2 separate regions of the Homo sapiens genome follow, and region 1 is linked to region 2. The links are chromatin contacts, found by Hi-C or POLR2A ChIA-PET in ENCODE. All regions are on one chromosome and are shown on one strand. Each heading gives the region's core, a stretch centred on a gene start or an enhancer-like site at or near the end of the contact. The rest is flanking DNA. Distances are from core to core; before and after follow the strand shown.

Region 1 (4,683 bases), core at 1,550-4,049, 66 kb before region 2:
GGGTTCCCTCTGCCTGGAAACCCTCCCCGCGAGATCCTCCCACTTCCCCTGGTTCCTTCCTGCATCTGCTCAGCCCGCACCTCCTGAGATCGACCCATCAAAAAGATCCCCTCCTTCCCTTTTCCCTGCCATCTTTTCTCCACTGACGCCTGCTAACAGCTCCCGTCGCACCAGGTATCTGTTTAGGGAATCTCATTCTGCCAAACCAGGTGCAGGCAAACCACAGCCCATGGGCCAAATGCGGCCCATGGGTTGTGTTTGTAAATAGTTTTATGACAACACAGCCAGCCTATTTATTGACACAGGGTGAACAAAGCAAGCTACAGCTTGCTCCTATACTACAACAGCAGAGTTGGTAGTCTGGGAACCGAATGGCCCCCAAAGCCTGAAATATTTACTCCTTGGCCCTTTAGAGAATTTTACAACCCCACACTCGACCCAGAGCTCCGTCAGTGTTGGGCCCGTGTCACTGTGGCCCAGCATTGTCTGCCAAGCACCTACCACAGGGCCTGGCACTTGCAAGCCCCCATAAACATTTGCCGAGTGGCTGAGAGAATAAGTAAATATAAGAACCATGTCCGGGGCCTGCCAGCCAGAAACAAGCCCTCTTCCTGCTTTGGGGGACCCCAGGTGGCCACCCCAGTGAGCCTCAGCCTCCTTGTTCCCTTTCTGGGCTATCCTAGAGGAAATACTGTCCAGTTTAGCCAAGCTGATCTCTTAGGGTCCATATGGTACCCCTACTTCCAAAATGGCTCCCCACAGCTCTTAGGTAAAAATAAATGACCCCCGCCAGGCAGCCTGGCTGGGCCCTGCCTGTGCATCTACCCTCGCCTGCATTCACTCTCTCCCCTCCCTCTCTCTGAACTCCAGCCAAAGGGGAGTGTGGTGATTTTTGTTTTGTTTTTGAGGTCTTACTCAGCTGCCCAGGTTGAAGTGCTGTGGCGCAATAATAGCTCACTGCAGCCTCCACCTCCCAGGCTCAAGCAATCCTCCCACCTCAGCCTCCCAAGTAGCTGGGACTACCAGTGCACACCACCGGGCTCAGCTAATTTTTTTTTATTTTTAGTAGACAGGAGGTCTCACTATGTTGCCCAGGCTAGTCTCCAACTCCTGAGCTCAAGTGATCCTCCCACCTCAGCCTCCCAAAGTGTTGTGATTACAGACGAGAACAACCGTGTCTGGCAAAGGGGAGTTTTTAAAAGCATCAAGCTCCTTCCTGCCCCGGGACCTTGGTACTTGCTGCTCCCCCTGCCTCAACAGCTCCTCCCCTACCCACTGCCAGGCCCCCTTCTCCACAGGACTAAAGCCCATTCATGCCCATGAGCTGGGCTTAAGTACTGCATGCTTCTAGAAGGACCCCTGACCACTTGACTAGCTCAGGCCCCACTCACAGGCCCCTGCTGTGTTCTGTGCACATCTCACCATAACGACTGAGGAACTGTGGAGTGCTCCGTTTCCCTCGACCTCCAGTCTGCCCTTCCCTCGACCTCGAGATCCACCCCCACCAATCAGCAAATGCCATGAGGACTCTTGCTCCGCCATGCCCCTAAGCACTTGGAATGGTCCTGCCACTAAACAGGCCCTCAGAAAGGATGTGTTGGCTGAATGAATGAGGCAAGTTCAGAAAAGTCTACCTGGAATAAACTATTACTCAAAGATGCTAATATCCAAACCAAAAGATAGAAGGCTATAACTCTAGAGAGGGTCATTTTGTAATATCCATGAAAATTCCAAACACACGTGCCCCCGGAACCACATGTGCCCTCGGAACCAAGCAATGCTACTTTTAGAAATTCATCCTGGGCCAGTCATGGTGGCTCACACCTGGAATCCCAACCGTTTGGGAGACAGAGGTAGGAAGATTGCTTGAGGTCAGGAGTTTAAGACCAGCCTGGGCAACGTAGAGACCCCATCTCTAAAACAAAAATTTTTTTTTCATTAGCTGGGCATGGTGGCACCTACCTGTAGTCCCAGCCACTGGAGAAGCTGAGGTGGGAGGATCAAGGCTGTAGTGAGCCATGATCGTACCACCACCTCCCAGCTTGGGTGACAGGATGAGAACCTGTCCCAAAAAAAAAAAAAAAAAAAAATTCTTCCTGCAGATATACTCTCACCTGTGCAAAATGACCTGTGTATGCTTAAGATTCATTACTACAACCCTGACTGTAATCCCAAAAGACTGGAAGCAACCCAAAGCCCATCTATTGGGGATGAATTAATTCTGGCTCATTCATATGATGGGATACAGTATAGCTACAAAAAGGCCTGAAGAAGTTCTTTATGCATTGACATGGAATGACCACTGAGATTTAGTATTAGAGAAAAGCAAGCTGTATAGTGTGCACAGCATAAAAAGTGAGAGGATGTACACAAACACAGAGAGATGTACACACAATGTACACAGACAGATGTACACACAGATGTATACAGATTACACCTGCACATATATACACAGATGTACAGATGTACACGCACAGACAGATGTACACACACATATGTACACACACAGACAGATGTACACGCACAGCTGAAGGATGCACAGGCTTTCTCTGGAAGTCACAAGTAATAGTGACATCCTCCAGGGAGGGGAACTAAGGAATGGGAGGACAGTGGCATGGCAGAAAGGAGACTTCCTTTGATTTGTGTAATTGTGTAAGAAAATAAATGTAACTCCCAAAAGAAACATTTTTAATTTTATTTCATAGGTGGTAGGTGACATAGCATGATATACAGTAATGAAACCCTGTTTTACGAAGCAGGAAATGAAGAGTGCAGTCCTGCTCCGCCACTAAGTAGCAGCGTGACTTTGGAAAAGTCCCCCACCCACTGGAGGCCTCAACACCTTCTCATTTATAACTGAACAGCATTAAACTGAATCAGTTTCCTTGGTGGCTTCTGGCTCTGAAATCCTTTGATTTTTCTAGCTAGCATCTGTAAGGCCTGGAGTTCTTGTGAGGCTGTAGTTTAATGTAAATGTGTATTTGAATTCGCACATACACACACACACGCCTTCCTAGAAGGTAACAGAGCACAGAGTTTTAATCTAGGAAAAGAGGAATGTCAAACCCATGGCCGACAACATTCTGAGAATTCACTGCCCTTCGAACCAGAAAAACAAAACACAAAAAGTTTCTTAGCAAAAATTCCGGCCGTATCAGAAGAACTGCACTGTATCTTATCAGAAACACACCCTTGGGGCTGATGTGCACAGTCCACAGAAACGCAGTCCTGAAAACACACATCACTCACACTCCCTAGGAGCTCTGAAAAACAGAAAGCTCCAGTGTGCTGAGCAAAAGTATTTAAAGCATTTACATTGGTTTTCATTAATCCAAGCGGCAGTTTTTTTTTTTTCCTCTTGACAAGACTTTAAATGTTTACCAGCAAGCAGGGAATATGAAGATAATTAATAATCATTTAATTCTCAGTCCCCTGGGTATTTGACAGTAAATTTCACAAATAGCACATCATTAAAATATTTCTCTAAGTCAGTGGCTGAGATTCGTCACTATTTCTCCTTAAACAACTGCCACGCTCACAGGCGGCTTTCTTACAGTCATCACGATGCCCGCACGGCACTGGGTGAAGTTAGTTTCATCTCAGAACCACCAAATGTTCTCAGGAGGATTTCCAAAAAGCTTGCTTTTTTTTTAACCACTTGCACGATCTTTGCTCTATCCATGTGCCACCAAAAAGTATTTACTTAATACTTCTAGTATTTAAATTCACTCACTTATTTTTTTTTTATTTTAAAAGGAAACTTTACACCACTACTGCAGATGGAAAATCAATGTCACCTCCATAAATAGAAGGTAGGGTAAAAATACAATAAAAATAAAACTTACTAAATTCAAGCAAGACACAGTGGCTGGGCAAAGGCTCTGAGTCTGAGGCTTTATACAGCCCCGCCCCCGCCAATGCTTCTGCGGTATAACTCATATACACAGATGTCAGTGTTTTGAGTATAGAGTTTGACGAGTTTTGCCAAATGTCATACATTCTTGCTACCACCAACATAATCAAAATATGGAACATTTCCAAGACCCCAGAAAGTCAAGACCTAGGAACAGGGAAAGGGAGGAGCCAGTGTTAGAAAGAAAGGTGTCAATGGTACAGCAGTACCTCACTGAAGCGCTACTCCTTTTTTGTTTGTTTGTTTTTTGTTTTTTGAGACAGAGTCTTGCTCTGTTGCCAGGCTGGAGTACAGTGGTGCGATCTCGACTCACTGCAACCTCCGCCTCCCGGGTTCAAGCGATTCTCCTGCCTCAGCCTCCTGAGTAGCTGGGATTACAGGTGACCACTACCATGCCCGGCTAATTTTTTTGTGTTTTCAGTAGAGACAGGGTTTCACCATGTTGGTCAGGCTAGTCTCGAACTCCTGACCTCAAGTGATCTGCCCACCTCGGCCTGCCAAAGTGCTGGGATTACAGGCATTAGCCACCATGCCTGGCCTGAAACTCCACTCCTTCTGACTAGTTCAAAGAGAAAATAGCGCTGAAAAATAGTTCTTAGCACATACAACGTCCTCACTGGTGGACCACCTAAAATCCATTTCACCTACCATGGGAGGTACCTGGCCTGCATACGAAGCATCAGTACCAAAGGGAGGAAGAAGATAGAAGCAGGGATGGGGGATTCAGAGGTTGCTGCTCAAGGGCCTCTGTACCTCCATGTCACGCACAT
Region 2 (5,009 bases), core at 2,099-4,598:
GCATCTTAAACTCTAATTATTGGCCACATCTTTGAAGAATTCCTGTGCAATTTCCAGGGTAATCAACTCACCTCTTTCTTTCGGCCTGATTAGCTGTTTGGGCCAATTTAAGCCCCCACCCCCAGCCCCACTCGAATCAACGGGGTTCTGGATGTCATTAGCTACTCCAATTGCCTTTTTAAAAATCTGTTTCATATAAAAGGACAAATGAGAATGAATATTTGGCCATCTTTAAGACACTAACTACATTCTTTTCCACAGCCTGTTCTCGTTTATTCTTTCTTTCTTCCGGAGGAATTTGAACACAGCCTGGGCTCCCGCAGTTCATGACTGCAAAAGGCTTCGCCTTCGAAATCTGACCCAAGTGGGCATATTCGGGAAATGTGGCAGCTTCGAAGAACATGAGCCAGTTAAGTTTTCTCTACCTATTCTTCCTCCGCACTCACCTCCCAGTTCTAGGCAGCTGGTTTATGCAGCCTGCTTTCCAGGACTGTCGAAGGAAAAGGCACCTCTGCCAAAAGCACCCCAGGCTACAGGGCTGAACAGAGACCCATCGTATCATTCGCTGGAAAAGCAAGAGGAAACTTCATCCAAGGACTGGCTTCTTCTCTCCTTTATTTACTAGTGTGGTTATGTCAATAAAGTCATGCAGAACCACTGGGCATGGGAGTGGGTTGGTTCCAATGGAAAGGGTTGCACCTGAGCCTCCTCGGACATAGACGCAGAAATGAGAACAGGTGGGAAAGGGTCGGTGAGGCGGGGTAGAAGAGAAGGAGTGAAAGGGGCCCTCGAACATGGTTCAGTGTAGAGGGCTAACTTTAATAATGCTTGCTCGTTCTGCAACGGACTCTTTAGTCCGAATGCCAAGGTCTGCAGGCCCTCCCTATCTCCCTGACCTCACCTCCTCCATGCCCCACCCCCTCGGTCTCAGCACTCCAGCCCTGTGCCCCTCCGACATGCCCAGCCTTTCCTACCCCGGGGCCTTTGCACACACTGCAACCACAATGTCACTTCCCCAGATCTCTCTGAATGACGCTCTGCCTTTGCAAACTTGCCCAGGGTCCTGTGGCCTTAGCCATTGTTCAAAGTTAGAAATGAACCTCCCCCCAGTATGCTAGGCTGGCCTGGGCATCCCTGACTAGAGAACATACCCCTCATGGGGCAGCCCAAGGAGAAAGCAAAGGGACTCCTCAAGAATCCATTGACTGGCTGGGCACGGTGGCTCATGCCTGTAATTCCAACACTTCGGGAGGCCAAGGCAGGCAGATCACTTGAGATCAGGAGTTTGAGACCAGCCTGGCCAACATGGTGAAACCCCGCCTCTACTAAAAATACCAAAATTAGCCAGGTGTGGTGGCACGTGCCTGTAATCCCAGCTACTCGGGAGGTTGAAGCAGGAGAATTGCTTGAACCTGGGAGGCAGAGGTTGCAGTGACCCAAGATCGTGCCACTGCACTCCAGCCTGGGTGACAATGCAAGACTCTGTCTCAAAAAAAAAAAAAAAAAAAAGAATCCATTTACTTGGGGATCTTGGAGAATAGAATTGGCCAATCATTAAAAACTTTTTTTTTTACATTAAATCCACTAATGGAATAGAAAGCAGAATTTCCTTGAGATTAAAAAAAAAAACCCCACAAGGCATGAGAAAATTGAGGGGGACGGTGTGGCTGGCACCCACATGGATAGGTTGGGGGGCATCACTACCAGCTTCTGCTCTTACAGGGTCCAGAGGTGCACAGCACCCTCCTTCTCATCCTGCAGCCCTCTGCTCCAGTGGGCCCATCTCTGACTCCCAGCACTTTCCCCACCTTTATTCCTACCTGGTTGTCATCCTCTGCCTAACCCTTAGGCTGCTTTATCTTAGGAAGCTTTCTCTCCACCTGATGTTAGTCTTAATCTGTTTATTGTCTTTCACACACATACACACACACACACACAGAGTGTAATCACTATGAGGGCAGACACTACGCTTGTCTGGTTCCCTGCCACGCCTCCAGCCCCAAGAACAGTGCCTAACACATAGGAAGTGCTCAGCAAATATTTGATCAATGAAGGAATAAAAATGTCAGCATATTCTGCACATCTCCTACCCATCCCCCAACACTTTTTCCATTCCTTCTGGACTCTGCAATCTTTCTCAAAGGAAATAAAAAATAGTCCTGGGCTTATCTGGACCTGATCTGATCAAAGAAAAAAAATGTATTTCTTTTAAATCTCTTGAAAACAAACACCACAGGCTTAGAACACCAAGTTCTTAATGTAAGCAAACAGAACCTGCTGGCTGAATTCTAAGAAATGAGCCCTGGCTTGGTATCAAGCATAGGTTGTGGGGCCGATGACTTCACATGTGACTCAGTTACCCCAAATTTCAGGGGGAATCCATTTCAAAATCAAAACGTCAACATGGAAAGTGGAGGGTGGCTTTGTTTGGGCATTCCTGCAAGAAGGCAGGCTTTCTGAAAAGATGCTATGTTATAGATAACTCATCCACAAAAGGGGGGCAGGAGGGATGGGGAGAAACCCCAGGATTGGGTGTATTTCTCGGCTAAGGCTTTGGATGCAAACTGATCCGGGAATGCGTGATCCTCCAAAAATCCACCAGCCCCCAAAGTGCTTGAGTTACCCCTCCGACCACAGCCACATGGAAAATGAAATTAAATCCCACGGAAAGATTTGACTTTTTTAACATTATGCAATGTTTGGGTGAAAAAAGGGGGGTGGGGAGAGGGAGATCAGAAAAAAATTCATCTTTTTCCCAGAGTTTAGCAGAGCTATTTCTAGCTTTTAATGATACATTTCACCATCACTTCATGGGTAGTTTTGAGAGGCGCGAAGGCGGGACCGGTTCTGTTATGTAACCCATTTAAAGTAGGAAATTAGCAAGTCCTGAATGAATTCTGTCACTGTGCTCCCACTTCTGGAAAATTTGGAGCGACTACAGTTCTATTTTGAGGTGAGCAAATCCATCATTTATAGACCTCCTCACAAATACCACAGGGCTTCATGTCACCCTGAAAAGTTTCATAACAAAAACACTAAAAGTACTTGGGGTGTTGGTACATTTCGTCTCAAAACCTTATTAGACTGAACAGTGAATTGGCAAAGCTTCCTACTTGCCAATTATTCAAAAATGCAAATATCCAAGAGCAAATAAATATTCATCTCTCACCCTCCCTGCCTTTTTTTTTTCCTTTTTTTTTTTTTTAACTAAGTCCAGCAAAATATTCTGGTCAACAACATGAAAAGAAATGTCTGTTTTTCACGGAGCCTCTGGCCATGAAATAAATTCTGAAGCTATGAAAGCACAGTCTTGAAACTCAGGGCAGTTGGGCACGTGGGGTCCGGCTGGTTGTGGAAAACAGGAAACAGCAATGTCTTTCAGTCCTCAAGTTCCCCCTAGCGGCTCCGGCGGAGGAGTGTCCGCACATGGACGGAAGTTCACTGCAGGCAAATGCAGAGGCTTAAGGTCGTGCAGGGATAGCACACGTTTAAGGGAAAGCATGGTCGGTCCCTACCTTTGAAACCACATACCTTCCTTTTGCTGCTGTCATGAGATAACACAACTAAGTTACAATTATCTTTCTAATCTATATACTGAGGATGGCCCTTTCCATTGAGAACCAAAAAGAGGGAACCAGCAGCTCACACTGCAGACAGCCACTAATTACACCATTTGGTATAGTATTTGGTATAGTAGGCGGAGGCATAACTTGCTTCCTGAGACACACGAGCTTATACCTCCGGGCCCTTTTACAAATACAGACAGACAAATGGTACAGCTGACACGTGCCAATTAAATTAGGGTTTCTCTGGCTGGGCGTATGGGCTCATGCCTGTAATCCCAGCACTTTGGGAGGCTGAGGCAGGCAGATCACCTGAGGCCTGGAGTTCGAGACCAGCCTGGCCAACATGGTGAAACCCCGTCTCTACTAAAGATACAAAACTTAACCGGGCGTGGTGGCAGGCCCAGCTACTCAGAAGGCTGAGGCAGGAGAATCGCCTGAACCTGGGAGGCGGAGGTTGCAGTGAGCCAAGATTGCACCACTGCATTGCAGCCTAGATAACAGGGCAAGACTCCACCTCGAAAAAAAATAATTAGGGTTTCTCAATGTTGGCACTTTTGACACTTTGGGCTCTGTTGTGGGGGCCACCCTGTGAATCACAGGGTGTTCGGCAGCATCTCTTGCTTGTAGCACTCCTCTTCCCCGAGTTGTAACAACTGAAAAGGTCTTCATACCGCCACGTGTCCCCCAAGGGACAAAAATCACCCAATTGATTTCAACTACTTCCTACACAAAAGCTTTTTTTGTTTTGTTTTGTTTTGAGACGGAGTCTTGCTCTGTTGCCCAGGCAGGAGTGCAGTGGCACAATCACGACTCACTGCAGCCTCGACCTCCGAGGCTCAGGTGATTGTTCCGCCTCAGCTTCCCAAGTCGCTGGGACCACAGGCTTGAGCCAGTACACCCAGCTCGTTTTCTTGTATTTTTTGTACATGAGTTTCACCACGTTACCCAGGCTGGTCTCAAACTCTGGGCTCAAGCAATCCTCCTGCCTTGGTCTCCCAAAGCTGGGATTACAGACATGAGCCACTGCGCCGGGCCTTAAAAATTTTTTCTGCCTAAAACTTAACTGACTGTTCCTATATGTTCCATCCCTCGATAAAAAAAAAAAAAAAAGATTCCAGTCATCGAGGACCGTGTATAGAAATACAATATGAAGCTTATGGTTTTCATCTTATTTTCCATTTATATCTATCACCTTTTGAAATTCTGACACGTCTGGGATGGACAATAGTACAAAATAATAAATAACATGCATTGATTTGGGGTTTTTTTTGCCAAAATCAAAATAATTTTCTGAACTGGAAAGAGTTTTCTTTACATTTCATGTACCATGAAATAAAGAAAAAATAGGAGCGTTATAATAAAAAGTCCTCATTTTGATACCAGAATTCATGTTTCTGTACAAATTAAAATAATCCCCCAAGGCAGAACGTACACAAGCTTTAT

What was found. A loop is a pair of places that touch in the nucleus more often than their neighbours do. ChIA-PET counts read pairs that join two places held with the same protein, here RNA polymerase II (POLR2A). Pooled maps may share reads with other maps.
Region 1: a map of ascending aorta shows a loop between it and region 2 (8-fold over the local background). The contact joins two enhancer-like sites. A Hi-C loop is called at or near these places in 3 of 168 maps with a recorded cell type or tissue (Caco-2, ascending aorta and endothelial cell of hepatic sinusoid), 3 of 37 single-sample maps with no recorded cell type and 15 of 50 pooled maps. POLR2A ChIA-PET finds 5 or more read pairs at or near these places in 11 of 52 experiments (BJ, Caco-2, OCI-LY7 and 7 more).

The regions. Positions count from the first base shown.
Region 1 is chr20:51,526,017-51,530,699 of GRCh38, forward strand. The region is part of intron 1 of NFATC2 (nuclear factor of activated T cells 2); the gene reads right to left. Among named protein-coding and RNA genes, the nearest start is that of NFATC2, 14 kb to the right of the region's middle. Within about 2 kb of position 2,800, at least 7 of the 41 ENCODE cell types and tissues checked have a DNase peak (open chromatin) inside an H3K27ac peak, as active enhancers do; they include OCI-LY7, where a contact is called at or near this core.
Region 2 is chr20:51,591,788-51,596,796 of GRCh38, forward strand. ATP9A (ATPase phospholipid transporting 9A (putative)) reads right to left here. Exons shown (of 28, transcript NM_006045.3): 28 at 4,727-5,009. Among named protein-coding and RNA genes, the nearest start is that of NFATC2, 52 kb to the left of the region's middle. Within about 2 kb of position 3,349, at least 9 of the 41 ENCODE cell types and tissues checked have a DNase peak (open chromatin) inside an H3K27ac peak, as active enhancers do; they include OCI-LY7, where a contact is called at or near this core.